Linked DNA regions of Mus musculus: all the other regions are linked to region 1. A link is a loop called in an ENCODE intact Hi-C map of the cell type or tissue named here. Cell type or tissue: left cerebral cortex. All regions are shown on one strand. Region 1 overlaps Erlec1 (endoplasmic reticulum lectin 1). Region 2 overlaps Psme4 (proteasome (prosome, macropain) activator subunit 4). Region 3 overlaps Sptbn1 (spectrin beta, non-erythrocytic 1). Region 4 overlaps Psme4 (proteasome (prosome, macropain) activator subunit 4). Region 5 overlaps Psme4 (proteasome (prosome, macropain) activator subunit 4). Region 6 overlaps Sptbn1 (spectrin beta, non-erythrocytic 1).

Region 1 (5,000 bases):
GGAAAGAGTCATTAAAATAGTTATTTTAACTTTCTGGAAGGCATTTTTTTTTCAGTGTGCATACCTTTCACCCCAGTACTTCTGGGGGTTGAGTAATCAAGACATTCTGAGTATTAAGACCCAGTCTCAACTAACTAACCAACCAACTAACTAACCAACCAACCAAACAGAAAAACTCCTGAAAACCTAAACCAAAGCCCCTAAACAAACCCAAAACAATAAAAAAAATTTAAAACTTTCAACCTAACCCAACCCAAACCAAGTAATAACAACAAAACTCTGAAAAAGTACACTAATGTAACTATCTAAAATGCTCATTAGAATACTTTCATAGTGGATTGGGGATGGGGCTCAGTTCATAGAGTGCTTGCCTAGCATGTAGAAAGACCTGAGTTTGACACCTAGCACCATTTTAAAAGGGGGCATGCATATTAGGACATGCATGTAATCCTAGTACTAAGTAGGCAGAGGCAGGAGGATCAGATATTCAATGTCTTTTCTAGCTGAAGAGGGAGTTTTTAAGTAGTTTGGGTTAGAAACTTTATCTCAAAAACAAAACAAAACAAAAAACCAAAAAAGCAAAGAAAACAAAAAAACCAAGCAAACAAACAAAAAACCCAACAACAACAATAACAACAACAAAAAAACAGAAGATGAAATAATACTTTCTTCTAGCTGAGAAAGGTGGTACATTTACCAAGTTTGATTAATTCTGTAATCAATGTAGTATCCTACTATTTATTCATTTCTTAAGGATGAATTATCAGAATAACTCTAAATTAGAACAGCCCCAACAGCCTATTAATTTACTAGGCTCAGGGTAGTTTAAGAACACAGATAGTTAACAAGCAATGTTCTTTCAAGGTGACTGAAATCAGTTAATACTAAGTTTTCCAGTTTCTAAAAACTGGGAATACTCTGGCTAGTATTACCACATTAAAAATCACTTCACAATTAAAAGTAGTATTGAAGTCGTCTTTTTTTTCCACGGGAGATTTAAAAGATTTCTTTATTTTTAATTGTGTGTCTACGTGTATGATGGACACTTGAGTACAGGTAACTGTAGAGGCATAGGAAGCACTGGATCCCTAGAGCTGGAGTTAACAGGCAGCTGTGAGTTGCCTCACGTGGGTGCTGGAAATCAAAGTTGGGTCCTCTACAAGAACAGTACACATGCTTAACTGCTGAGCCAAATCTCCAGCGGTCACAGCCTTTAAAAACGTGAATCCAGGAATGGCGATGCAGATCAATGTTAAGAACATTTGACATATCTAGGAGGCCCTGGGTTTGAGCTCCAGGACAACAAAACAAATAATTGACCTGGATTGTTGTTACTCTATACCTCGTGATATTGATGTACATGTTTGCCATAGCAGAATTCATATTTCCACCAACCAACACCCTAAAGGAAAGAAATAGATAAAGTTATACACAGAGAAGGGAGACTGATATAACAATGCCACATGATAGTGGGAAGTATATATACTTTTTATGAGTTATAAAATCAATAGTGTGGTTTAAAATTAAAATGACAAAACCAAAACATGACAGGCTGGTGTTTACAGTGAGTTTCAGGATAGCTAGGGCTATATGTGAGTCCCTGTTTAAAAACAAAACAAAACATCTTTGAGTGTATTTACACTGGTATTAAGAGTCAGAGCAAACGTTACCTTTTAAACGTAGCTCATTTGAACTCTTGATTGTTGCATAACCAAAAAGTGAGAAATAAATCACTGATGCCCATTTTAACCATCAACCAAAATCATACAAGACAGCCATAGGAAATGTCAAACTTTTATGAGTAGAGAGAATATAATTAATGGGTGTGGATAAGGCGGTATGGGAGGGGGCAGGTGACTACACAGGAAATGTCCATTGGTGATGGCACGATCCTGTGATTTCTCTACAGGCCCTTGTGTTCAGTGCTCTTAATGGACATGGGTTAGGTAACTGCAACATGTAAGGTTGTAAGATCATTTAAATTACAGTTTCACTTCCTTACCCCATGAAAGCAGTAAGAGCCACTTAGGAACTCCTTGATGAGCTGGTCATCTGTCAGCTTGGAAATGTGGGTTGTTCCAACAGTGAGCACTGGCTGAGAGCCAACAGCAATAGGTTTGTGGATGGCTGGAAATCTCTCTTCCTTAGCAGATGGCAAATCTTCCTAAAATTAAGCAGACAGACATGCTTATGGGTTCTATCACATGTTTTCCAGTTATAGCTTGTTATTATTTTAAAACCAAACAGAAATCTAGAAAAGTTTTTTCCCCACTTAATTTTAATATTTTAATAAAGGGGAACTTTGTGACAATAGTAAAAAGTCTAGAAAAATGTTAGTTTTACCTCCAAGTACCAGGTATGATAATCCTCTGGCACATATAGGGAAAATTTCCATTTTATGCATTTTTGTCTTCCTTTTGTAAAGTAAAGTACTTTGGGACTTATTAAGCTTTGCATCCTTACATTTAGTTTTGTAGAAGCCCTTAAGGGTAAAGCTAAGTTAACAAGGGGGGGAAAGGAGTTGGCGGGAGTGAATAGTATCATCAGTTGTGATTACTTAAACGTAGCTGGACTGGTTGTTGCTCTGGAGGAACCTGAAATTTCCTCAAGTAGATCTAAAGTAATAAGGGAATTACAACTACAGACTTGTAAAGGAAGGGATGAAAAGGACTTTGATGAAGAATTGAAATATGAGGACTTTAACAAGAGGAAACTCATGATCAACACTTGAACTTGAGAAGTAAAGAATTTCTTACTAACTTACAGTGGATATGCTGTCTCCTTTTTCAGTTGATATGGTAGTTGTCATGTAATAGAGTGTGACTCTTTTACATCTATTTCAGCTTATAGGAGTCCTTGAATGGTTATTCTCTTAGAAATCAATGACTACTCTTTTTCATATAGTCAAAACAACAAAGGTGCTTTTTTGTTTTGTTTTGTTTTTAGTGGTTGCTAGCCAGGTGTGGTGGTGCAGGCTTCTAGTTTTCTAGTACCTGGGAAGCAGAGGTAGGAGGTTTAGGAACTCAAGGTCATCCTTGGCCACTTGGTTCATTAGACTATGAGGCCAGTTTGGGCTATGAGAACTAAGGGGGCATTGGCTCAGCTCTTGTTCCACATCCTTACCAGCATTTGCTGTCTCTTGAGCTTTAGATCTTAGCCACTGTGACAGGCTTAAGACAGAATATTAGTTGTTTTGAATTACATTCCCGTGATGGCTAAGGGTGTTGAATATTTCTTTAAGTGCTTCTTGGCCATTTGAGATTCCTCTGTTGAGAATTCTCTGTTTAGATCTGTATGCCACCTTTAGTTGGGCTATGTGGCTTCATAGTGTCTAGTTTCTTATGTTCTGTATATATTTTGGATGCCAGCCCTCTATTGAATGTGGGGATGGTGATGATATTTTCCCATTTTATAGGTTGCCATTTTTCTTACTGACTGTGTTCTCTGCCTTGCAGAAGTTTCAGTTACATGAGGTCCCATTTATTAATTGCTGAACTTACAGTTTGAGCTATTTATTGGTGTTCTTTTCAGGAAGTTATCTCCTATGCCAATGTGTTTAAGGCTATTCCTCATTCTTCTACATGCAGACATACAGTTAGACCAGCATCGTTTCTTGAAGATGCTTTCTTTTTCCACTGTATAATTTTGGCTTCTTTTTCAAAAATCAAGTGTGCACAGGTGTGTGATTTACTTCTGGGTCTACAGTATGATTCCATTGAACAACCTTTCTGTTTTATGCCAATACCATGAGGGATTTTTATTACTATTGTTCTGTAGTACAGCTTGAAATCTGGGGTGGTGATTCCTCCAGAAGGATTGTTTTAGCTATCCTAGGTTTTTTGTTTTTGCATATGAAGTTGAGAATTGCTCCTTCATGGTCTATACAGAATTTTGTTTGGATTTCGATGAGAATTGCATCGAATCTGTAGCTTGCATTTGGTAAGATGGCCATTTTTACTATGTTAATCCTACTGATCCATGAGTATGGGAGATCTTTACATCTTCTGAGATCTTCTTCAATTTCTTTCTTTAAAGAGTTGAAGTTCTTGTTATATAGGTCTTTTACTTGTAAAATATCTTGCACCAAGATATTTTATATTATTTGTGGCTACTGTGAAGGGTGTTGTTTCCTTAATCTCTTCCTTAGCCTGTTTATCTTTTGTATATAGGAGAGCTACTTACTTTTTGAGTTAATTTTATATCATTTTGTTCATCAGTTGTAGAAGTTTCCTGGTAGAATTTTTTTGGGTCACTTATGTATACTATCATATCATCTTTGAACAGCAATACTTTGACTTTTTCCTTTCCAATTTATATTCACTTAATCAATTTAGCAGTTTCTCAGAAAACTGGGAATGGATCTACCTCAAGATTCAGCTATACTACTCCTGGGCATATACCCAAAGGAAACTCTACCATGCCATAAGGACACTTGCTCAACTATGTTCAAAGCAGCTTTATCGTAGAAGCCAGAAACTAGAAACAACCTATATGTCCTTCAACTGAAGAATGGACATAAATAAATAAATAAATAAACAAACAAACAAACAAACAAACAAATAAGTAAAATGTGATACACTTACACAGTGGAGTATTACTCAGCTATTAAAAACAATGGCATCATGAAACTTGCAGGCAAATGGATGGAACTAGAAAAGATCATCCTGAGTGAGGTAACTCAGACCCAGAAATACAAACATGTACTTACTTATAAGTAGATATTATCTGTAAAGCTAAGGATTTCCATGCTATAGTCTAGAAACTCAATAAAGTTAAGTAACAAGGAAGGCTCAAGGAGGAATGCTTGAATCTCACTGAGAAGAGGAAAAAGAATAGACATCCTGAGTGGACAGGCAGGGCGTGGGTGTGGAGGTAAGTGAGGGGACTGGGTAGGAGTGGGTGTGGGGATGGAAACAGGATGAATGTGGTAGGGGGAGGATGGAGGGAATTAGGACTGGGAGAGACAACTGGAACAGGGTGAGGGGTATCTCTGGGATCAA
Region 2 (5,000 bases), 99 kb before region 1:
CAGCAGAGCTTCCAAGGTGGAGATGCTAGTACATTCTTAGTTGAATGTTTATGTTCTTCCCATCAGTGCCAACAGGTAGACAGTATATTTCTCACACACACACACACACACACACACATCACTGCAGCATGCATGTGGAAGTCACAGGACAACCCTTGGGAGATGGGTCTCAGTTCCCACTGTTGGGTTGGAGGATCAGACTGAACTCAGGTCATTGAGCTTGTGCAGCAAGTGCTTGTGCTTGCCGAGCCATCTCAGAGAGCCTAAACTTTTCATGCGTACTTTCTTGGTTAATTTCTCCAATTTATCCAATAACCTTTCGCCTGGTATTCCCCTTCCCACTTTCAAATCTTCTGTTTTGCCATCCCGTTTTTTTCCATTTCCTTACAGCCTTTTCCCCTCTCATGTCCCCTTTCCAGCATCATGACTTATATACTCATGCTCACTGTACATAAATAACTTGTATATAAATTGGAAGCTGGGATCTGTATAAAAGACAGCTTGTGTTGGTTATCTTTCTAAGTCTGGGGTACTTTTCTTAATACTGTTTCCATATCCATTTGTAAATGTCATTTTTCCATTTATGGTTGAGTAAAATTTCACTTATATGCATAGCACATTTTTATTATCTGTCTGTTGATGGACATGGAGGCTGATTCCCTTTCTTTGCTATTGTCAGTAATGCACCATTGAACATAGATGCACAGGTATCATTGTGATAGAATGCAGAGTCCTGTGGGGACCTAATCTTTGAGAAACTCCTGCACTGATTTCCTTAGAGTTTGCATGAGTTTACACTCCTACCAAGAATGAATGTGGGCTCCTTTTGGGAGGAGGTGTTTTTGAAGAAAAGAATCAGTTTCTACTGTGGTACAGAATGTTGTAAGAGAGGTTTTTTTTTCCAAAATGTTGATATGTGTGTGTTAACCTGTTTGTAGATGGCTATCTCAGCTGTTGCTGGTATTCTCAAGCAGCTAAAGAGAACTCACAAAAAGCTGACTATCAACCCTTATGAAATCAGTAAGTAGTACCTCAAGTAAATAACAGTGCTTTTCAATAACACTTAGAACATTTCTCTGAGTATTCACAGAGGTCAGGAGTGGTAGCACAGGTAGAAAGGTCCAGAATTCGAAAGTCAGCTTGAGCTGTGTTAACATAATCCATTGAGTCTTTCTTTCTGAGCAGGAAGATTAGAAAAGATCTTCTACTTTTCTTACTGTGTTCTCAGGATTTTCCCCCCTTTGTTTGTTTGTTTGTATGTATGTATGTATGTATTGTTATTTTGTTTTTCGAGACAGGGTTTCTCTGTATAGCCCTGTCTGTCCTGGAACTCACTCTGTAGACCAGGCTGGCCTCGAACTCAAGAGATCCATCCACCTTCCTCTGTCTCCCAAGTGCCGGGATTAAAGGCGTGCACCAATGTCTTGAGAGGGGAATATTTTAATTGTAGATTAGAATAGTCCACAGAAAAATGTCTCTTAAGAGTTATTCTTTGAGATAAAGGACATGCATGAGGATAAATAACTAAAATTTTAGTAAGGTGTGTTGATAAAATTAATGACACAGAATTAGTGTTAATTTAAAAAAATGTTTTTGAGAACTGTATTTTGATATATAAAAGAACAGTATTACTTTTGCATTCTGTACTGTGGAGTGTAGAGACATGAGAGCAACTCTCATAAAACAGTTCTAATAAGTGTGTGTGTAGGGAGAAAGAATATGTTAAAATATACATAGGGTAATGTGTAAAAATATGAGGACTGTAAGCAAAGAACAATGTAAAAAAAAATCCCTGAGCTTTGTAAGATTGAAATTAATTCAGAACCAAATGTTTTAACAAACCCTTTTAATTTAGTACATCATATTCTCCTAGCAGTTATCAATCCCAAATCCATCTTTCCCTCAACAGGCCAGCTTAAAATCCCATGCCCTCCTGAGACTCGGCCCCTCCCACCTGGCCTTGTCTCAGGGCTGAGGTCCAGGGCCTTACTCATGCCTTTTGTTTATTTTTGTAATTGTGTAAGTGGGTGCACATATGCCATCACATTTATGTAGCAGTTAAAGTACAAGTCAATTTTTTTCTCTTAACCATAGGGGTCAAGGGGTTGAACTCAGGCTGCTGGGCTTGTTAACAGGTAACTTTACCTAGTGAGCCATTTAGACAATAATATGTGATCTTTTATAAAGACAATATTAATGTGATTTCTTCTTAAGTGTTGCAGGTAGAGCTAGAGAGATAGCTCAGTATTTATAAACATGTTTTATTTTTCCAAGTTCTATTTCCAGCACCCTCATCAAGCAGTGCACATCTGTTTGTGAGCTAGTTCCAAGGGGATGCCTGTAACTAACCTCAGGCATATGCACATATACTAACATACACACAAATACATATGTATATGTATGATTTATGCAAACATTTTTAAGGGAGTTATAGTCAGAGCATGGTGGTACATGGCTTTCATCCCAATACTTGGGAACAGAGGCAGGTGGGTCTTTGAATTCTAGGCCAGCAAGGGCTATAAAATGACACTGAAGGATTGTGTATTGAAAGTCTAGAACAGCTACTGAGTTACTGTCTTCAAGTTATTGAATCTGAATACCTTTTCTTTAGGTGGATGTCCTAAACCTACCAAAATTCTTGCTGGTGATAGACCTGATAACCATTGGTTGCATTATGATAGTAAAAATATACCAAGAACAAAAAAAGAATGGGAGTCAAGTTGCTTTGTTGAAAAAACTCACTGGGGATACTACAACTGGCCAAAGTAAGTCACGGTTCACCTCCCACTTTATCATTAAACATTTCTTTTTTCTTTTTTGGTAAACTTTATTTTGTTAGATCTAATTCCTAGGTTCAGTCACTTTTAAAGGCCTTTCCTTCTTTCTTCCTATTTTGTGTTCCTGCGAAATCTGTGCTTTGTTTCTTCCCAGTAGTTACACTACAATTCTGAGTTTTTGTTAATGCCATGCTATATGGCTTGGTAGGCTCTTGACAGCTGCTCTAAATTGTGTTCCTATGTATTAACACACTTTTAACATACTTGTCTAAACCAGAGCACTTTTCTCTCACTGTTGAGTCCTGTAATTTGTTACCAAAACATGGAGATCTGTAGACTTTATAGCAGGAGACTATTATAATCTACTCATATCCCTATACTTCATTCTTATCAGAAGTTATTAAAAATACCTCCTAACATTTACCATTGAAGCTGTATCATTCTCTTCTGTTCACGTTATAAATAAAACTCTTACTGTGTAGGAATATGGTTGTTTATGCTGGTGTGGAAGAACAGCCTAAACTTGGCAGAAGCAGGGAGGATATGATAGAGGTAAGCATTCATTCCATTGTGGTTTTAATTGGATCTTGACTGCTGGTTTAGCTGTATCTTAAGTCCTTTTTTAAATGTTACTAGTGTTCCATCACTCGGGTGCTAATTGACACCACATTAACATTTTCAAGGTTGCCCTTAAGTTACTACTGAATTCAACATCCCACTGAGTACTGCTCTAAACAGTACTGCTGGCTGCTTGTGTTAGTTCTGGATGATACAAGGCTCTTGAGCAAACATAATGACCAATTTAGGTTTCCACTGTGTATAAGTCATGGCTTCTTGGGAAATAGGTGTTATTTTTTTAAGGTTTATTTTTATTGTTTTTAAATTATGTGTATCTGTGTATAGGTGTCTGCACCTGGTTGTAGGTGGGGGGCAAGAGGTATTAGTATTGGTTCCCCTTTGCACTGGGTAATGGGAACAAACTCAGGCCTTCAGGAAGAACAGTGCCATTCTTACCACTGAGCAGATATCTAGATTTTAAAGACAAATATTTTAGTTAAGTTGGGTATGGTAGAGAGTGAGTGTAACTTCTGCACTCAAGGCTTTTAAGGGAGGACTGGTATTAATTCAAGACCAGTCTGGACTGTAGAACAAGACTGTCCATAATCAACTAAACAAAAGGAAGGAAAGAAAAAAAACAAAACCACAAAAATGAAACAAAAATTTCTTCATCGAATATACTTCATTATCATTGTGAAAGTTAATTCACTTTAAAAAGCCAAGTTGGATTGGGACTCTATAAATAAAGACCCAAGAGTCAGCAGCTAATCTGGACCCTTGGGGGCTCCCAGAGGCTAAATCACCAACCAAAAAGCATACATTGGCTAGACCTGCAAATATGTAGCAGATGTGCAGCTCAGTCTTCCTGCAGGTCCCCCAACAACTGGAGCAGGGGCTGTCTCTCTGTTGCCTACCTGTGAATCCTGTTCCCCTAAAAATGTGCCTAGTCCTGCAGTGACTTGATGTTCCAGGGTGGGTTGGTACCCAGGAAGGGGTGGGGGCCTTGGAGGAGGGAGGGCTTTGATTTAAATTGAATTAGTTAGTTAATTTAATTAATTAATGGGGGGAGCTAAGTTTTTTTCAAGTTGATGTTTAAATTTCCTGATGCTCACCGACCTTTCTTTAAAGGTTGGTGTTATACAAAGATGGAAATGGCTTGGTAGAATTTGGTTTATACTTAGAAGGTTCTTATACATTGCACACAGCTGGCTCAAAAGTGTTAGTCCTGATTACCAAACAGAACATTTTTTGGTTTTAATTCATATTATGAAAAATGACATCCAAATCTGGGAAAGAAAAGGAAAAAACGTAAATATTTTTAGAGTTGCATTTTAGTTTTGCATCTAATTTCATTTACTATTTTCATTCTAGAAAGTACTATAGTTTCTATGGATATTGAAAATTCTCCAGAACAAAACTATCACTATAAGTCTTGTGCTCTTAAGTAGGTTTTAAACTTTGAACATTGTTCTTTTTTTTTTTTCATCTTTATAGGCAGAACAGATTATATATGATCGTTTTTCTGATCCTAAGTTTGTTGAGCAGTTAATCACATTTCTATCTTTAGAAGACAGAAAAGGAAGAGATAAGTTTAGTCCCCGGCGTTTCTGCCTCTTTAAGGTAATTATGCTTGAAATATTCTTTTCATAAAATTTAGTGATTACC
Region 3 (5,000 bases), 810 kb before region 1:
GAGCAGCCCACAATGACTCTCATCAGTGCAGCTCAACACTGGACTGCTCAGGCCTCCTCTGTACTTTAACCAGTACAGGGCAGGACTCAGATACAGAAAACACAGACCTTTAAAAACTAGGGAGACAAGCTTTTAGGAGAGAAGAGGAAGAAGAAGAGATGATGCCCAACTGTCTAATCCTGGAGAATGCCCTAGACTAGGAGAAAATATCTTTTTCTATCATCTTAGGGTGTGCAGGTAGAGCATATGACAGCACCAGCTATGTCCATTTTTTAATAAAGGGCAGATGCTGTCTCTCCATAGCTTTCTTCAGTGCTCAGGACAAGCAAGTCTCACCTTCCTTCTTTCCTTTCTCCTTACAGGTGCCTGAAGAATGTCACATGGATGAAGGAGAATATGGCCTGGGCCAGGAAAACTCTGGCTTTCAAGGTCCCCTCAAGTGAGCCACCATGAGAATTCTGCAAGAGTACAGCTTATGGAGGACGGGCTTCGAGGCCTTCTTTTGAGGACATCTATAAACACTTCACAAGAATCAAACTAAGGGAGCCACGTACCAGGCACTCACTTGTTGGATGAGTTGATGCAATTCTGATAAATACCTATAGATTGCTCTCTGGGAAGCTCAAACCCACAGTCCCAAGGACTCTGCGTTAGTGGCTGGAAGTTTAACAGTCCAGAGTATAGTTCAATTCCAACATTCAAAAATGCTGTACCTGTCGTCAATAGAGTCCACCTTCTCCTGGATGCGGTCGGAGTTGATGTTCCCATCGCTCACCAGTCTTCGGCCAGTCTCCACAACAGCATTGATCTTCTCCTCGTTGGCATCCATGGTGGTCATGAAGTCCTCCTGCTTTTTAATGGCTGCTTCAGCTCCTTCCAGGGTGGTGGGCATTTCAGTATGAGCCAAAACATACTCCTTGTTTTAAAAGAGGAAAAAAAAATCCAAAATGACATTACATATTAACAAAGAAATTACAAGGACTGTTTCACTGTATTTCCATTCCACAAAATAATTTATGAAGCGGGTAAAATTAAAAGTTTGACAGACAAACATAACACACACACACAGCCTAGCCCAAGGATAATCCATTAGTCGCTCCATTTCTCTAAGTGGTAAATGTTATATAAATAGGTTTTCCTACAATAAGCAAAGCTTGGTCTGCTGGCTAGAAGAGTCCTCTCAGGTCCACAGAAGCAGCAGCAGACCCTCTGTACTCTCTTAAGAGAGATTATAACCCTGACACTGGCAGCCATCTGCAGTTGCTTTGTATCCTTGGGTGAAATTCTTGATCTTTCTAGAACAAAAAATAATCCCCCAAAACTTGCTCACTGTATTCTTTAAATTGAGCCCGCACGCCACAGAACACTGCCTAACTAAATAAGGAGTTATATAGACCTCAACAGTAATTACCACAGAATCATACTTTGGAAGACAAAAGAGCTTCCTTAGAAATTTTCAATTCTAGGTCTTTACAGCGTGATGGGTTTCAATGCCATTGAAGAGTTGGGGGTGGAGGGGCATCCGTTTCAAAATAACACATCTAATTTCATATAGGCATGGCTTAAGCCTGCTACTTAACCAAAAGTTTCCAACATCAGCCAGGGCCTGTTTCAACAGGATGGAAGCCAGGCCATGTGGAACGTTACCTGGTTATTAAGAAAAGCTTCAGCTTGTTTGGTGTCCCTAAGGAACTGCTGGTAGGCATGGGACTGGGAGAGGAGGTTTTGCCTGTTCTCCCACATTTTGTGGAGCTCATTCCAGCCAGTGTCTAAGGCCTGCAGCCGCTGCCGCAGAAACATATACTGGGCATCAGTCTGCCCCTGGGTGACCATCTCGCCCATGTCCCGCATCTTCTGGTAGTCTTCCTCATAATTGTCGATCTCATTTTTGATATTCTCGTGCTGTGTGAGAAGCTTCTCTGCCTCAGTGAGGGTATTGGGCATGTCCTCTGAGGCGATAGCAGTCTGGGTCCTGGAGAGCCAAGACTGGAAGTCGTCCAAGTCCCGCAGAAACTGCTGCAGCTTGCTGGCCTCTCCCAGGGAGGCCTCTCGGTTCTTCAGGGTTGTCTTCATTTCCTCCCACACATCACTGATCTCGGCCAGCCGAGACAGGATAGCTTGAGCCTGGTCAGGGTGCTCGGACTCCAGCTTCTCAGCTTCTTTCTGCAGGTCACTCAGCTTCGCCTCAATGGCTACCAAGTCTCGTTCCATGCCAGTCAGCTTGCGCTGCAGGGCCATGACACCTGCCAGGTCATTGCCAAGGTCTTGGGTAGACTCGATGACCTTGGTCTTCTCCCGGATCCAGGATTTGGTTTCATTGCACTCGAGGTGGTAGTTCTGGATGCTCAGGGCAGACAGAAGAGCATCCTTTTTCCTGTCCACCAGTTCTCTGAACTGACTCCACCTGTGAATGTAGACAGCACAAGAAGGGATCAGAATGTCTGGTAGATCCTGAGACGGGTAGCCAGAGTTGAAGCTGCCTCACTTTCCTCCTTCCCATCTTTCTCTGACTTTCTCTGTTTTTACTTGTGTGCTTTTAAATCATGTCACCCAGTAAATGTCAATCAGATGGCTTAGTGCAATGGAGTCCCACAGGGTCTAGTAATTCGTGCCTGCTGTATGCATCATACATTTCAAAACTGCTCTGGAGGAATATTTCCCCAAGCCAGACTGATGGTAAACTTTTGAACAATCTACTCAAAGATGTCTGCTCCACAGACAGACAGGAACAGGACAGGGGTCTGCCCTGACAACTGATGCTATCTTTGGCAAATCAAGCTTCATTATAGAACCCTGCTCTAGGGTTCTAACCCTAACTTCAACTTAAAGGGACAACACAGACAGGTTCTATCTTGCTGTCTGTCTTCTACCAAGGCTCTAATTTTAATCTGAGGAGAAGTTAGGTACTGGGTGACTCTGACTCATGTCCTGAATAATGTAACCTCACTTTAAAAGCTGTTTCTTGCAAAACATGGATGAGAATACTTGGTAAAGCAGATGCTGCTGTCATGACATCCATGCTACAAGGATGTGAACCTGTGCAGGAAACTCTTTTCTGACAGCAAAGCTGGGCAAGCACTGTCACCCTCACCAGAGCCACACAGGGACAGCAGGCGCTCTGCTGATGCCATGCATACCTCGTGTTGAGTTTGTCTTGCTGAGCTCTGATTTCCTTTTCACTGGGGTGGCCATTGTGCATCAGCTGCCGTGCAATCTGGTTCACCACAGCAACCCGGGAAGCCTGGTTGTTCATTTCTGGTTCTAGGCTCTCAAATCTGAGGAAAGCAATTCAAAAGAGTAGTGACTTTAATGGCTTATGTTTCAGTCCATCGCCTTAGCACCCAGGTAGTAGTAACTTCACTTACCTGTGCTGGATGACTTCCAGGTCCTCCAGCTTCTCTGGGATCTGCATGTTGTTGAGCCACTGCTCCTTCTCGTCAATCCAGAGCTCACAGGCATCAGCCTCACTGAACATCTTGTACAGGGCCAGGGTGTCCTGCAGAGCCTGCTTCCTTAGCCGTGTTAACTCTGCCATCTCCTTGCAGCGCTCCTCAATTCCTGCCAGCCGGCCCTTCACATCTGGAGACTCTGCATGTGCTTGTGGAAGGGCACTGGCTTGCTCATGCAGTGTGTCAATAGTGGGCCTGTAGTTGGTGATCTCTTCTGCTACATCTTTATGCTTCTTGACCAGAGACTGCGTGGAGTACTCATCATGGCCCACATCATTGCTGGAGACAATCTTGAGTATATCTAACATCCAAGCATCAATATCATCAGCATCAGCCTGGAACTGGTGCAGTAATGAGGCTTCCTCTAGGCGCTTCTTCCTAATGGCTGAGAGCTGTTCCAGGTTGGCCCACTGCTCCCGGATATAAATGATTCTCTCACGGATCTTTTCCGATCCAAAGTGTTCCTCTGCAATCATGTCTTCACCTTCTTTAATGGCCTGCTCAAAATGGCCACTACGGCCACTCATCTCATCCTCAAATGCCCGGTGCTTGCTCAGCAGGCGCATGACACTGGTCAAGTCTTTCCCGTAATCATCAGAGGACAGGATCTTCTCCTTCTCTCGTATCCAGCCTTCCTCTTCTGCCATCTCCCAGAAGAACTTCCAGAGGCGACGGGACTCTTCCAGGCGAGCCCTACGCTCGGCAGCCAGCTGACAAAGCTCTTGATAGCAGAACTCCATGTGGGCAACACGGTCTCGAATTACCTGGGGGTCACATGGCTTGTAGCCTGTTTTAACACCAAGGAAAGAATGCTAAGTCTCCAATAGCTCCCTGTTCATTTGCAGACAGTAAACTATGTTCCATGTTCTAGCTTGGCTCCCGTCTAAGCAGTGTCATATAAAGAGCAACAGTCACTTCCTGCCATACTGACTAGGACAGGAAGAAAGGGCTATGACGAACACTGCACTTTTGGCCCAACTGTAGACAAAGAGATCACTTACAAATCAAGAAAGCACACGTATCATATGGAAGCAGCTGTGTTTACTTAGTTCTTAAGAAGCAGTGGTGGCGCAGGCCTTTAATCCCAGCACTTGGGAGGCAGAGGCAGGACAGCCAGGACAACAGAGAAATCCTGTCTCGAAACAAACAAACAAACAAAAAAGCAAGGCTCTGGGCTGGAGAGATGGCTCAGCGGTTAAGAGCAGTGGCTGTTTTTCCCAAGGTTCTGAGTTCAAATCCCAGCAACCACATACACATACATGGTGGCTCACAACCATCCGTAATGAGATCTGATGCCCTCTTCTGGCATGTCTGAAGACAACTACAGTATACTTACATATAATAAATAAATAAACCTTTGGGGAAAAAAGAAGGTGTGCACCACCTCTGCCCATCTTATTTAAAGAAGCAAGGCCCAGTCCTTCTCCCTCAATAGCACGTGACTAGGTGTCAAAGCTGAGAGCTGCTAGAGCAACCACAGTAGGCTGTCGGTCCACATCGTTAACGAGTATGGACTGAAAACATTAACACTACCAGATGCTAAAGCTCTCA
Region 4 (5,000 bases), 90 kb before region 1:
AGAAAGACAGGAAATGGATTATCCAAGTGCTAAATTAAATGATGAATTTCTTTTAACGGCTGTGGTGTTTTCACTTTGTAAGCAGTGTGCCAGCTCTAACATAAGTCACCCAGCCTTCTGAGCTGTCACAGCTTTTGAGGGAATATAATAACCCCTTTGTCATAATCTTATTTTTCATATTCTCTTTTACCAAAACACAAAGAAGAGGGGCCGGAATATAGTTTATAGTATATGGTCGTATACTCTATCACCACAGAAACAAGACACATATAAAGGAGTGTTTACTTAGCAGACTTTGTGAAGCTGGAGAAAAGCAGGAGCTATTATAAAAATTATAATAAAGTGGTTGGGTGGTGGTGGCACACGCCTTTAATCCCAGCACTTGGGAGGCAGAGGCAGGCAGATTTATGAGTTCGAGGCCAGCCTGGTCTAGAAAGTGAGTTCCAGGACAGCCAGCAGGGCTATACAGAGAAACCCTGTCTCGAAAAAAAAAAAAAAAAAAAAATTACAATAAAGTGGGACTGGAGATATCCAAAGGTCCTGAGTTCAATTCCCAGCAACCAAATGGTGCCCCTCTTCTGGTATGTCTAAAAACAGCTACAGTGTACTCATACAAATATAATAAATAAATCTTTTTTTTAAATTATAATAAAGGTATGTTCATTAGTGAGAACACTTAAATTATTATTCTCAAAACATTAGGTCAGGTGCTTAGCAATATAGATTTTTGCCTGTAAGCCTGACAACTTGAGTGCAATTCTTAGAACCCACATGGTGACCAAATGCTAAAAGGAGACATAGTCTAACACAGACATGTTTTCTGACCTCCACCCTCATGCTATAGCATGTATGTGCCCCCAACCCTACTTCATATACACACATAATAAATAAATGTTTAAAAGAAAGGTCAATGGATATTCTTTTACAAAACTTAATAGTAGTAAATATAGTACCACTAAAAATATATTTAAACATTTTGAATGTAGTAAATATAAAAAGTAGGTAAAAAATAGAGAAAAATAGAAAAAGGGATGTGGAAGGCAGTCTTCAAGATGTTACTATTTTGAATTGTTGATGGTATACTTAGTGAGAAGAAGCTGTTTGTGGTGATCCAAGAGAAAGCAGGAAAAGATTGAAATGTATTACAGGCATTGTTTATACTTTCAGCATAGAAAAGCAGTGTGTAATACAATGTCTCTGTCCTTTCATTGTAGCCGACTCTATGTGCTACAAGGTGGCCTTGCCCAGCAAGAGTGGAGAGTCCCTGAACTATTGCACAGACTTCTGAAGTACTTGGAACCAAAACTCACCCAGGTTTACAAAAATGTCAGAGAAAGAATAGGAAGGTATGTGTAGTTCTTCCTTTTGGTTTTATGTCTTGAGTCTTTGTAGTTAAGTTTTAATACTAACAGTACATACTTACTGGTCATGTTCCCAGTGAGTGTGCTGTTGTCTGCCTCATGTTTTGATCATTATTATGTTTTGAAAAACAAGACTTCGAATATGAATTGGGAGCACTGTACTCAGAAGCCACCAATGAGAGCAGCCATCATACTACAGGGTTGCCCCTCAAAATTGTATGGCATATCTTACACTGGGAGTGTTCAGAGACCCTCCCTGGGAATTATCTTTTGAAAAGTTTGGCTGAGCTGTAACTTTTGAACCTCAGTTTTAATTTTCATGTCAAACCCCCTACTCTTCTGTGTTTTATTTAACAGTGTGCTGACCTACATATTTATGATAGATGTTTCTTTGCCAAATACTGCTCCAACAACATCTCCTTGTATCCCTGAGTTTACTGCTCGCGTCCTAGAAAAACTGAAACCACTCACAGATGTGGATGAAGAAATTCAGAACCATGTTATGGAAGAAAATGGCATTGGTGAAGAAGATGAACGAACTCAGGGCATTAAACTCTTAAAAACTAGTGAGTTGTTAAAATTGGTAGAAATTCACTTGAAAACAGAGAGCTCTTTTTAGTTCATTTGAATGGTTTTCCCAACACACACACACACACACACACACACACACTTTTTCTTATGATAAAAAAATGTGTGTTTTCTAATTTTAATCTTTTCTGTTAGCTTGTTTGGGCTTGCTTTGTTTGTTTGTTTGTTTGTTTGGGTTTTGAGATACTGTCTGACCAGGTAGCTGTGGCTGTCTTGGAACTCATTGTGTAGACTAGGCTGGCCTTGAACTCCCAAAGATACACCTTCCTCTGCCTCTACCTCTCAAGTGTACTACCATGCTTACATTTTTCTCCATTTTTTTAAAATCATATTTTGCTGATTTTCATTTGTAGTTGTTTATATGTTCTTGCTATTTGTTAGGATTAAAAGCATGCATCACCACACCAGGCAATTTTTACCATTTTTGCGTGTTCAGTTTAAAGGCTATAAGTCCACAATCACCTATGTCCAGATTTCTCTTCGTGGGAAGCTGAAAGTCTGCACTCATTTCACAGTAACTCTTTGTGTTCCCTTCCCTGTGCCTCACTCCTAATAGCCATCCCTTTACTTATGTCTCTAAAATTTGTTCTAGGTAGTTCTTCTCAGTCAAATTGGATCATATTAGTTCTTTTATCTCTGGCATATTTCACTTGGCAAAGTATTTTATGATTAATCTATTGCTTTAGTTAGAGCTTTTACTGACTACGGCTACTCTTATAAAAGAAAACATTTAATTGGGGATGGTTTACAGATTCAGATGTTTAGTCCATTATCATTATGGTGGGAAGCATGGCAGCATGCAGGCAGATATGATGTATCTGTATCCTGGAAGCAGCAGGAAGAGAGCAAGCCACTAGGTCTGAATTGAGCTGCTGAAACCTCAAAGCTTACCCTTCCCCTAGTGGCCGCAGCTACTAGTAGTGCTCCCAGTGGATTAATTGGGGCCATTCTATTCAAACCACCACATGTTGAACCATAAATAAGAAATTCATTTTTACTGCATTTTCTTTCTTTATCCATCTGTTGGTTGACATTTGAAATTTTACCACCTTTTTTCTATTTTGAAAAATGCCACTCTAATCATTATTTAGTGTTGTGTTTTAGACAGGGTCTCACTATGTAGCTCTGACTATCTTGGAACTTTGCTTATAGATCAGGCTAATTTTATCAATCTGCATCTGCCTCTGAAGTGCTGGGTTTACTACTATACCTGAGTTGACCACTAATATACTAAGTATCTATTAGGGTCCTGCTTTCAGTTTCTGTGTATAAACCTAAGAGTGAGGTGTGCTCAAGTGTTGTTGTTCTCAGTGGCCACCTGTTTTACAGTCTTGCTATGAAATGCTATCCTCTATCCTGTCTACTCTGTACTTTTTGATTTCTGTATAGGGTCTTCCTCCTTTTCCTCACTTATCCTAATGGGTTTGAAAAGTTGTAATTTGGCTTGTGTTACCTGATGACAAATGATGTTCACCATCTTTTTATGTGCTTGATTGGTCCTTTGTCTACTTTCTTTGGAGAAAGATTTCCCCCCTTTGAGTCGGTGTTTCTGGCTGTCCTGGAGCCATGTATGGTTTTCCATTCAGAGATCCTCAGCCTCTGTCTGTTAATGTGCCATCATATCTGGTTTTTCTCCATTTTTAAAAATCATATATTCTGTTGATTTTGAGTTATAGTTGTGTATATGTTCTTGCTATTATACATTATTAAGTAAATAACTTATAAATATTTTCTGCTGTGAATATATGTTCTCTCTTGTTCACTTTTCCTTCCCCTACCCTATCTTCCAAATGTTGGTTTTATTATTGTTTCTTTGGTTTGGTTTGGTTTGGTTTGGTATTCCCCAACCCGCTGCCCCCATAGGATCTTTCTCTGTTGGGCTTGCCTCTGCCTCCTTAGTGCCAGATTTGCTGTTGTGTTTGGCTGACTTGGGGTTTTTGTTTTTTGTTTGTGTTTTTGTTTTTGTTTTTGTTTTTAAATCTTTCTTAAATATACTTTGGGCTCATCTTTAGGTCCTTAGTCTGCCTTCAGTTACTTTGAAAATGACTGTAAAGTCAGAATCTAGCTTAATTGCTTAGAATGTAGACAGTGACTTTTCCCAGCACTGCTTGTTGAAGACTGTTTTTTATTACATTACTTGGTGCTCCTGATCACCACACATTGTGAGGATTTATTTCTGCATTTTGTTGTGTTCTATTAGTTTGTGGTCATGCCTTCATGTCAGCGCTGTACTGTTGATTTCTTTGGATTTGTAGTAAGTTTTTAAAATCGCCAAGTATGAGCCTTAGAGTTTTCAAGATATTTTGGCTACTTGGTATCTTTTAGTAGCTTTTTTTTTTTTTTTTTTTTTAACTATAAGCTACTTGGTCACTATTTTAGCTGCCTCAGAATTCTTGGCTAGTTTGAAATATATTAAAAGTTCTTGGCAGGCTATTATAACTCGTAGATTTTTTTTTTCTTCCCTAGTACCCTCAATTACTTGATTACCATGGATTTTATTAAACTGCTAATGAATCAGTCTGATTTGAGATACTGTAACTGTTGGGGACATTAGAATCGCATCATTCTTCGTGCTCCCTAATTGTATATCTTGGCTGATTCTGTGTGTTTATTTCCAAATAGTATTGAAATGGCTTATGGCAAGTGCAGGAAGATCTTTTTCTACAGCAGTCAAAGAGCAACTTCAGCTTCTGCCTTTGTTCTTTAAGGTAAGACTGTAAGTTGAAAAAAATATGTGTTCCCTCTAGCCATCATTCGTAACCATCATTCAGTGGTTGATGTGTGGACCTACAGAGTAGTTCCTGTCTCAAAATCTAAAAGTTTGGATATTTTTTATCCTGATGTTTTCCTAATCCACTTTTAAAGCAATCCATATCATTCAAGATAGGGAAAGATATTTTCCATATTTTTATGCACTAGTTGAATTTTGATTTCATCTGAAGGTAGATTGTCACAGAAAATTCTTCAGTGATAGTAGTTAACATTGAAAATATGTTGCAGATATGCATATAATATTTAATTATTGTTAACTTTTATATATACATATATATA
Region 5 (5,000 bases), 120 kb before region 1:
GATGAGACAAGGTATCATTATATTTCCAATATGTAGGAACTCATGGTAATCTTTCTTTCTTGCCCTCCTGAGTGTTGGGTTTACAGGGACACACCACCAAGCTTTAGCTTCAGGAAGATGAAATATTTAAAAGTCTGTCATTGTCAAATAAGATGGAAATGTTCTGAGTTCACTTTTCTGTTAAAGATGGATAACTTATCATTTGGGAGTTTATTATATTTGGAATTTTTAATTTTTATTTTGTTTTGTTTTTTGATGGGGGATGATTGTCACTTTGTGGCTCGGGTTGGTCTCCAGCTTACCAAGATGTGCCTGACTTTGCCTCTAGAGTGCTGAAGCTGAAGGTGGGCACCACCATGCCAACTCTTGAGAAATCTTTTACAGTCAAAATTTGATCACCACTCAAACTTGAGTTTTCTTTATGAGATAGTTTAGAAATTTAAATACATATATTTTGTTCCTTTAAAGATATATTGATTCTTTTGAAAGGGATGTTACTTTGGCATATGAAAGCATAAAGTTAGAATATGTGTTTTGGTTAAAAAAAAAACATTACTAAAGTATAGTTAAAAATGACACTTCTAAAATGATTTTAAAATGAGTTAGAGCCATTTACAGAAACATTGTTTTTAAGCTACTGCAGTGTCAAGTATGAATGAACCTTGAATTGGTTATTCTAGATTCAAACCAAATGCCTTCAAGTATTTTTCCCTGTCTTTTCAGATTACTCGTGTAGACGGGAAGAAGTTACTTCTGTATAGGGAGCAGCTTGTAAAGATTCTCCAGCGAACCTTACACCTGACCTGTAAGCAGGGCTACACGCTGTCTTGCAACCTTCTGCATCATCTTCTTCGTTCTACCACACTAATCTACCCTACAGAGTACTGCAGTGTTCCGGGGGGCTTTAACAAGCCGCCTTCTGAATACTTCCCTGTCAAGGCAAGCATTTTCAGCCATTTAGAATTAAAGACTCTATTGGGTTCTTAAGTTAATCAGAGATGTTTCTCCTTGCTGTGTAGAGAAATGTCCAGTCTTTAGAAAAATTTTGTTGTTGTTGTTTATTTATTAAGTGTGCCTGAAGCATATATATGCCTGGTACCACATAGGCTAGAAAAGGGCATTGGATCTGAAGTTGGAGTTAGAGGATTTTGAGCCACTACATGGGTGATGGAATGTAAACCCCTATGCCCTGGGAAAGCATTCAGTGCTCTTAACTGATGAGCCGTCTCTCCAGCTCCAATTCCTTGTTTTAAAGTACAGTGTTTAAAGCTGTTACTGGGATGTAGTAGTAACCTTGTGCTTTTTAACTTGTCATGGAGCTAAAACTCTTCCCTTCCTTCCTGCTATGTAGCCTAGGTTGGCCTTGAAGTTGTGATCTTCCTGTGTCAACTACTACTGTGCTGTGATAGCTAATGCCTGGGTAGTTTTCTACCTTTCTGCAGTGGCTATGCCATATCTAACTTCAAGAGTTATATATAATTTTAATCCTGAACTAGCTGGCTTCATATAAACTTGCTTTCTCTCCTACAGTAAATGCTTATTAAGTGGCTTTTAGGGAGACATTCAGGAGTAATAAAAATGAATTTTTTATGAGTCTCTTTTGCACATATTGGCTCATATTATTTCTATGTCTGCCTTTAAACTTTAGAAGTATTGTATATACATGTTTTTCTCCAGCTTAACAACTAAATAAAAAGCTTCTCTTTTCTAGGACTGGGGTAAGCCTGGAGATTTGTGGAATCTGGGGATCCAGTGGCATGTTCCTTCTTCAGAAGAAGTCTCTTTTGCCTTCTATTTGTTAGACTCCTTTCTTCAGCCTGAGCTTATCAAACTCCAGTGTTGTGGAGATGGAGAACTTGAAATGTCTAGGTTAGTTTTCTTCTATTATTATTTGTCAAACCTCAGTGCCTGCCCCAAACTTTGTTATCTGATGTATGTATTTTCCTCTTTTTTTTTAAATCTTCTTTTGAAGGTTTCTTTGATTTTATGTGCATGAGTGCTTCCCCTGCATATTTATACCATGTGCGTGCCTACTGGCTGCAGAAATCACAGAAGGCTTTGGGTTCCTTGGAACGTGGACTTGGTGGTTGTGAGCCGCCGTGTGGTTTCTGGGAACTGAGCCATCTGTAGCCCCATGATACATAAACATAATCAGTGTTTGTTTTTAAAATGTGCATTAAATGTACTGAGAAAAACATTGAACACTATGTAACAAAATTCGTGAATGTTTCAACTCTTGTTTTGGGTGTGTGGTTTAGCTTGGGTTTTTGAAGACCTTGAACTTCTGATTCCTGTCCTGTCCTGCCTGGGTCACGCAAGGCTGAGGATCAAACCCAGGCATGCTAGACAGACATTGTACTCATAATTCAGCCCCATCTAAACATTTTAGGGTTTTTCTATTGTTTGTGTATATTTTATTTTTCTGTTTTTGTTTTATTTTGAGACAGTTTCTCGCCATATAGACCAGGAACTCTCTGCTTCCCTAAACATCTTAAATAGAAAAACTGACCCCTTATTACCCTCCCAGTTTTTTGGCAGAAACACTTTTCTACTTGCTTGTATTGGAAAGTATAGATAAGGTATATTCCTTTCAAAGGAAATATCTCTCTACTGAACATAGAAATCCATTCTTTTTAGTAGCTTTCATTGTTGACTTTTGAGGTTATTTAACTGAGATTTTCTTTATTTCCCATAGGCATTTAACAAGAAATAGTTATTTTTAATCCATTGGGCCTTTATAGTTTAAAATTTTGAAAGTTCCAGAAATAATAATAAGAAATTTAGTGTTTATCAAATGCCAGAAATTTTTAATAGACATAGGTAAGATTTGGAGGAAGAGGTTTCATTGACTAACACTGACTTATACAGTGTGCTAGACTGCTTTATATATATATCAGTATTTACGTTTCTTTATTCCCATTCCATTCTTTTGGTTTTCAGTCTTATGGTATCTACCCTTCTTACAATTTCCTCATGAAATGCATCATGATCCTCTCAGTCAAGGAAAATGTCAGACTTCCTCATCAGCCCCCAACCTCTAGACATCTTGCTGAATCTCTGGAATTGATCTTTTCTCCATCAGAGTTCCTTTTTCACATTCTGTTTTATAAGTCTGGCATGTGAGACTTAATTGCTCTGTCACAGCTTTCTCTTCTTCAGTCAGTAGAGTAAGCTCCAGGTTTGTTTGCTTTTGTAGTTCTTGTATCATGGTCATTGTCTTGTTCAAAATACCACAAATGCAGCTCTTGGTCTCTTTGCTCAACAGAAACTGCCTTAAAGCTGCATATAAAGCTTGATATTGAGACCTTATTGCTGATAATTCCTTTAAAATTGCAACTGCATTTTTCTGTCCTGCTGAATGAGGGTGATTAGTTTTGATTTCATATTCCAGCCTATATTGAAGGTAGTCCAAATCAGAGTCAGCTTTCTGGACCATCAGTTCCAGTTTATTGACCTCCGCCACCATACTGAATAGTTAACATTCCTCAGACGTCGGAAGTGCTTAAGCTCTAAACTGCTCTTGGGAAGCACATCTGTAGCTAGATTTTTTTTAACCCCTTTTTCTTTTTTATTTACCCTCCTATTCCAAGTTTAAGAGTTGAAATAAGGTAGACATGCTTTCTTTTGTTATTTTTTATTAGTAGTAGAGATCTTTGTATTTGGTTAATTAAACTAAACTGTCCTTCTCAGAGTGCAGTTAGTTATTATTTGTGATTATTTCTTAAAAGCCTGACTAAGTATAAGTAGGCATAGTATTAACAATAAATATGTTTGTGTTCTAACAGTAAGTGATAAATTTGATAAAATGCATTAGGTATTTTCTAAAAATGACTATATTTTTTTGTATTGTCTAGAGATGATATTCTACAGAGTCTGACTATAGTACACAGCTGCTTGATTGGTTCAGGGAACCTTCTACCTCCATTGAAAGGAGAGGCAGTTACTAACTTGTAAGTAAAAACAAAACAGTACAACAACAACAAAAAACCTACATGTTTTTATTCTTTTGACATTTGAGTATATTTTAAGTTTACTTACTTCATGGGCTACTGCTTTGTTCTTGATATTGTTTCTGGATTATTTAATCTTTCATATTTGTAGTTCTTAGGGCAAAAAACCAACAAAATACCTAAGGTATAATTTAGGTCTGTGAAATTGTTAAAGGTTTTTATCCAGATTTTTTTATATGGTTGCAAGGTAAAATATATTTACAGGTTAGTACATTTTAAAACAACAGTTAGGAAGTATTAATTTAAGATTAATACACTTCTTTTTAAAAAAGCAAGCAAGCAAACAAACAAAACAAATCCTATTTTGCCAGCAGTCAGCATCGAGTTAGGATCCTGCAGCCAAAAACAAGTCCTATAGAAGAGTGGTTTTACTAATATTTTCTTCAGTGTTGCTTTTTGGTATATCATGCAGAATATTTAACCCATTGCTGGTGCCGCCATCTGGGCTGTGCAAAGTGGAGGGGCCGTGAAGTGAGCACTGCTTAGCATGAGGAGTTAGCAGCTGGGTTACTGTGAAATTTCTCCCAGCATCTATTTTATTGCTGAGAAAGCTAATGAAGATCACATAAAAAATGAGTAGGTAGCTATCCTTAAAAATTGGGATTAGAGAAATTATTTGCTGTTTTTTGCTCTTTGTCTTTTAATAGAACCATAAAAGGCTTTACTGGAAAAGTGTTTGGGGGCATGACCAATTTGTATGGTCATTTGGAGTTATACTTTCCAAAACATATTGCCTATTATTTCACCCTAGAAATATTTATCATCACAGAGTATTAAGTTTAGAAATAGTAGTGTAATTTTAGGAGGCAAAATCTGTTTTAAGCTTGTTTAAGAACTTGGTGAGTCTTTGAAAAAAATTAGATTTTTTTCATTCGTCTATCTTATAGTTGGATACAAGAACAATTTTGCCAATGTTCATTTTTGTTAAGAAAGATTAACTTTGAAATATATTTAAAGATGAGAGCCCTTTGAACCTTTTCTCTCCAATGA
Region 6 (5,000 bases), 820 kb before region 1:
CTGGAAAAGTGGACCACTACTACCTTTAAAGAGAAATAGTGTAGCTGGGTGTGGTGCCATCTTTAATGCTAGCATTTGGTGGCCAGAGGCAGGTAAATCTCTGAGTTTGAGGCCAGCTTGGCCTACACCCACCACACCACTGTTTCAGGAAAAGCTAGGACTATAGATCCTGTTTCAAAAATCAAACCAAACCAAAAAACCAAAATCTAAAAGAGTGTTTGTGACAGTGTGGCTGTCTGTGTATATTGCATATGGCGAGCAGTAGGTAAGCACAGGTGATATTCTTAGGAATGCCACCCACCTTCTCTTGAACAAGGTCTCATTGGCCTGGAGCACATGGTCTGTTTCTGCCACCCTAGCACTGAGATTACAAGCACATCCTTAGTTTACAAGGAAAACAACTTTATTGACTGAGTCATCTTCTCAAACCATACCACTGATACATGTATGTTTGTGTGCCAAGTGCATGTGGAAGCCAGAAGAAGGTACTGGGTCCCCTGAAACTGGAGTTACCAACAGCTATGGGAGGGCAGTGGGATTTGAACGTAGGTATTCTAGAAAAGTAGCTGGTGCTCTTCACAGCTGAGCCATCTCTCACTTCCCCGTGACATACTTTTAAAAAAGAGATTTATTTAATTTTACTTATATGAGTGAGTACATTGTAGCTGTCTTTAAACACCCCAGGAGAGGGCATAAGGTCCCATTGTAGATGGTTGTGAGCCGTTATATGGATACTGGGAATTGAACTCAGGACTGCTGGAAGTGAATGTTCTTAACCACTGAGTCATCTCTCTAGCCCATATCTGATGATGTATTAAACTGTTTGCTCATTAATTCAGAGTAAATTCACCTGCCCTTAGAATCACCTATCACAATATGTAAAAAAAAAATGGTTATTTCCTCTATTATCTACCAAGCAGAGAGTAATTCAGAGTAGAGAGCAGACAATTCAGCCCAACCATCACCTATTTAAGATATTACATGGAAAGAAGATACATATGATTATCACTCATACAGGTGAAGATATTTAAGATATTACATGGAAAGAAGATAAATATGATTATTCACTCATACAGGTGAAGATTTCACTCAACCACTGAATGGTAATAATACGCATCAACTAGATGTTAAATGAAAATATTCCTATGCACAGACATTCAACAGTTTTACTAATTATAGTCTTTCTAGATGACTCTGAAAAAGTCTACCGCTGGCAGGGTAAGCACTTATCTGGTGGTAAAATCCCTTCCCATGGAAGAGCAAAGGAAAAGACTCTTGATCTGTAGAGAGGAAGGGGAAAGCCATGAAGCGAGCATAGCCCAAACAGAATACTGCCTTGCCCACTTGCCTGTTGCTTTTTCAGAAGAATATTGACACTGGTAAGGTCTTTGCCATAGTCGTCAGATTGAATCTGGCTCTCCAGGCCATGTAGCCATTTGTCAAGATCTGCGCAGCTTTGTGTGAAAAGCTCAGCCTTATTTGCATCAAAGAGCCGCTGGGCCTTGGTCTGGGTTGTGGATTCAAGGACTTCCCACATTTTATGTAAACCAGTGAGTTTTTCCTTTACCACAGCTTCTGTTTCTGGCTTTTCTGAAATAAGCTGCATTCCTTCCTGGAGAACATAAACCAATGAGGTTAAAAATAGTTTGCAAGAGAATAAATGTCACTGTGAAAAAACAAAACTCAAACTCTGAGACATTTAATCTGTGATTGCCCCACTTGCATCCACACTCCCTACATTCATCCAGGAAGTTAGTGCTCAGTAAAATAAACAGTGGTCTTTGTTAGCAATTAAGTGTTGCATGCTCTAACAGTTTCAATTGGGCAATTTATTGTTAATAACCTACAACTTCACGCTCTAAAGACTATATATAACACATAATTTTAATTCTTAGGAGAATGATAGTGAAGGGACAGGAACGTGAGAAACACACACTGCACAGAATTTCCCTATGTGAATACACACTGCAAGGATTAACATAGTTAGTGCCTGGTGTATAGTAGTCACACCACCCCTAATAGACTTAAAGCATATTGCATTTTAAAATTTATGTAATTGTATCTGATAAAGCCGCCCATAAAGCAACACAGGTTTATGGCCAGTGGCAATGAGGAAGGAAGGGACATGGTCCACCAGTAGCAACTGATCTGATCATCTGGTAGCCACTGAAAGATAAACTAAGCCACTTGTTTGGGTCTCTGCTTCTCTGCCCGCTGTGGGACAGACATCAGGTTAGAAACTAAGTGGAAGCAGGGGATTGTTACTGACTGTGATGACATAGGGCTCTACCCTCAAATAAAAGGAATTCATTTTCTCTCCTCCCTCTTCCCTAAGTTTTTATGTCTTCCTCCTTACCAAGGCCACAATTTGGAAAGGAGGGTGAGGGAAAGGTCTCACCAAATAGTTTAACCCACCTTCTCAATTTTGTCAAGCCATTCTTTGTTGGATGCAAGTTCCGCCATAAATGCTTGATGCTTTAACCATTTACTGTGCAGATTTCTGGCTTCATCATAAGACATGTCTTGAGCTGTAAGCATCTTTTCATTGATCCAGAGGGACAGCTAGGGTAGAACAGCAAGAAGTGTTTAGAAGCTGTCATCATAGATTTAAACCTTTTACTCCGACCCAGAAAGGATTACACCCGTGTCGACATTTTCCATGTCAACAGACCGGCAAATATTTTACTTTGCACCTCTGACCCATTTTGTAGCTAAGTGTGATATAAATGGTGGACCTAACATTGAACCCAGAAGTATAAAAACTCCAAAGCAGCTTTTAAACTCAACTGCACTCTTGGCCAGCTTTCCCTAAAAAGCTTGTGTTTGTAGTTTTGCTCTTACTAGTTCAAAACACAAGCTGTTTCCTCCCCCAGATACCTGTGACAGCTATAGCAAGCTAACCATTGACTATCATTTAATTCATCTGGCAAGTATGTATTTTAAAACAATCTGCACAGCAGTGGTGACGCATGCTTCTAGTATCAGTGCTTGGAATGCAAAGGCAAGTGGATCTCTGTGAGTTTGAGGCCACTGTGGGCTACAGAGTGAGTTCCAGAACAGCCAGGGCTATACAGAGAAATCCTATCTCAAAAAACCAAGAACCAAACAACACACAAACCTGCTCATTTATCTACTGGGTGATGTGTGGGAATGTCAAAGAACATAAACAACTTGCTCACCGTGGAACTAATGCAATGACAACAGCCATTCTTTTTTTTCTGTCAACTCTAAATCACCTTTACCTGTTTTTCTGTAGCCTCTAACTCTCGAAGGAACCTTCCACTCAAACTAAGAACACTTCACAGAACTGGACTCCGAGACCAACCATATATACTAGAAAGCCACACAAAGCTTGCCAGCTGCTGACAGACTAAAATAAATTATAAGAGGCTTGGAATGGGAGTTGGCCAAACCAAGCTCTGACCTCTTTCAGGCTTTTATCCCAAGTCAGACCCTGCTTGGTCCTGCTTGCCTATAAGTGCCCAGGCCAGAGATATACAATGGAGTCCTTCAGGGACCATCTACCGCCACTTGGGTGGGTGAAAGTGAGATTACTTTTAAAGCAGTCACTACTCCCTGTGAGTCTGCACCTGAATATCTCCATGGTTTCATGTCTCAAAGTCTACAATGGCACAGGAGACCAAAGACGCCTTTACGGTATCCGTGTTTCTGAAGCCTTTCATTAATACCCTGGTACTGCTGGGAAAGGCTTCTCCATATATTTGCTTCAACAGCAGTGGGTCTGTTCTTTATAAAATGTCAAGGAGGGCAAAGCGGGTCACAAGAGAACTGCTGACTTTGAGAATGGACAAAAACTCTAAGTACTAGCTCCATCTTTCATGAAGGAGAACTGTCGGGAGCAAAGGTCAAAGCAAATCTTTTGTAATGGAAGACCACTGATTGGTCAAACAACAGTAAAGATAGCACGTTTTCAACTAAAAAAGAATTTAACTATTTCCCAGCAATCTAAATGGCTACAATGTGACATACGAAGGACGTTTGTCCAATCTAAAAAAAAAAAAGAGAGAGATGAAGAAAACCAAATGATAAAAATCCCTCTGTGTAGCACAGAGAGAGGTCTCCTACAATAGAGGATATTTGTTGACCGAAAGTGCCAGGGACATACACATATTTTCACTATTCATAACACACAAGTAGGATTTTGTTTTTAAAAGGAGAAAGCACTACATAAAAATTACACTTATAAACCAATGTGCTCTTTGTTGAACATATCATCCTACAGATATCATGCAGACCAGCACAATGCTGTAGAGCTATGGAACTAGCTAGTATTCTGGTCCTCTGTCACCATTCTGGAACTAGAGCTAAGTGATTATTTCAGGCATTCACAAAGGTCATGTCAGAATATACTCATTCTCTGCAAAAAAACCCAAAAAAACCAAAAATCACTGTGCAGATGGAAAAAAGAAAAAGAAAAAGAAAGAGAAAGAGAAAAAGAAAAAGAAAAAAAAAAAAGCTTTAATCACTGAGCAAGGCTCAGTACAAAACTCAGTCCTGTGCCAAACAAGTCTGTACTGACTTCCTGGGGAAAGAGAACAAAAACCACCAACCAACCAAACCAATTCACCTTCAAAAGTCAGAAGTACACTCTAAGAGAATAAACCAGCCAGCCACAACTTTCAGATCATCTATACTCCACCAAAACCACGCTGTGAAAATTAAGATGTTCCCTACATAGGTATTTGAGGTGAGCAAGTGGGTCCCTGTTTTAACTGTATCAAGTACAATGGCTGCCCTCAGTCCTTATGGGGGCAATAAAGGCAGATCTTAAAATTCTTGCTTCCATTAGCCAAGGCACCCAGGAGAAAAGGAGTATGTATGTGTGTGTGTGTGTGTATGTGGGGGGGGGGGGGGTATTGAGGAGGCAACAAACCTGTGGATTCTCTAGACCTTGAACACAAACAGCTAGTAACAGTAACTTCTGCCTACTAGGTAAATAACTACCATCATAAAACATAGTCAAATGTAAGGCTGGTCTA

Evidence for each region. Hi-C counts contacts between places; a loop is a spot of excess contacts. Peaks named below come from ENCODE experiments on the same cell type or tissue, not always from the same donor. Only the 100,000 strongest peaks of a DNase experiment are listed, where the experiment ranks them.
Region 2: it touches region 1 in a loop (2.5-fold over the local background); 5 of 42 quality-filtered maps call a loop at or near these places.
Region 3: it touches region 1 in a loop (3-fold over the local background); 2 of 42 quality-filtered maps call a loop at or near these places.
Region 4: a loop joins it to region 1, with 2.3 times the contacts of the local background. A loop is called at or near these places in 4 of 42 quality-filtered maps.
Region 5: a loop joins it to region 1, with 2.7 times the contacts of the local background. A loop is called at or near these places in 4 of 42 quality-filtered maps.
Region 6: it touches region 1 in a loop (4-fold over the local background); 2 of 42 quality-filtered maps call a loop at or near these places.

What each region holds. Positions count from the first base shown.
Region 1 is chr11:30,941,697-30,946,696 of GRCm38, forward strand. Erlec1 (endoplasmic reticulum lectin 1) reads right to left here. Exons shown (of 14, transcript NM_025745.3): 9 at 2,003-2,164; 10 at 1,343-1,402. Among named protein-coding and RNA genes, the nearest start is that of Erlec1, 9.9 kb to the right of the region's middle. In left cerebral cortex, no CTCF peak of the experiment used is centred here; a DNase peak (open chromatin) is centred at 2,079.
Region 2 is chr11:30,842,569-30,847,568 of GRCm38, forward strand. It overlaps Psme4 (proteasome (prosome, macropain) activator subunit 4), which reads left to right. Exons shown (of 47, transcript NM_134013.3): 32 at 939-1,020; 33 at 2,612-2,765; 34 at 3,260-3,329; 35 at 4,830-4,955. Among named protein-coding and RNA genes, the nearest start is that of Gpr75, 40 kb to the right of the region's middle. In left cerebral cortex, no CTCF peak of the experiment used is centred here; no DNase peak of the experiment used is centred here.
Region 3 is chr11:30,135,227-30,140,226 of GRCm38, forward strand. Sptbn1 (spectrin beta, non-erythrocytic 1) reads right to left here. Exons shown (of 35, transcript NM_175836.2): 13 at 3,366-4,236; 14 at 3,138-3,275; 15 at 1,648-2,404; 16 at 714-916. Among named protein-coding and RNA genes, the nearest start is that of Sptbn1, 82 kb to the right of the region's middle. In left cerebral cortex, no CTCF peak of the experiment used is centred here; a DNase peak (open chromatin) is centred at 2,052.
Region 4 is chr11:30,851,459-30,856,458 of GRCm38, forward strand. Psme4 (proteasome (prosome, macropain) activator subunit 4) reads left to right here. Exons shown (of 47, transcript NM_134013.3): 39 at 1,215-1,346; 40 at 1,719-1,927; 41 at 4,572-4,657. Among named protein-coding and RNA genes, the nearest start is that of Gpr75, 31 kb to the right of the region's middle. In left cerebral cortex, a CTCF peak has its summit at 2,863; no DNase peak of the experiment used is centred here.
Region 5 is chr11:30,819,205-30,824,204 of GRCm38, forward strand. It overlaps Psme4 (proteasome (prosome, macropain) activator subunit 4), which reads left to right. Exons shown (of 47, transcript NM_134013.3): 18 at 724-939; 19 at 1,712-1,869; 20 at 3,855-3,950. It also overlaps the pseudogene Gm12103. Among named protein-coding and RNA genes, the nearest start is that of Psme4, 50 kb to the left of the region's middle. In left cerebral cortex, no CTCF peak of the experiment used is centred here; a DNase peak (open chromatin) is centred at 2,101.
Region 6 is chr11:30,122,451-30,127,450 of GRCm38, forward strand. It overlaps Sptbn1 (spectrin beta, non-erythrocytic 1), which reads right to left. Exons shown (of 35, transcript NM_175836.2): 18 at 2,416-2,562; 19 at 1,349-1,612. Among named protein-coding and RNA genes, the nearest start is that of Sptbn1, 95 kb to the right of the region's middle. In left cerebral cortex, no CTCF peak of the experiment used is centred here; a DNase peak (open chromatin) is centred at 2,921.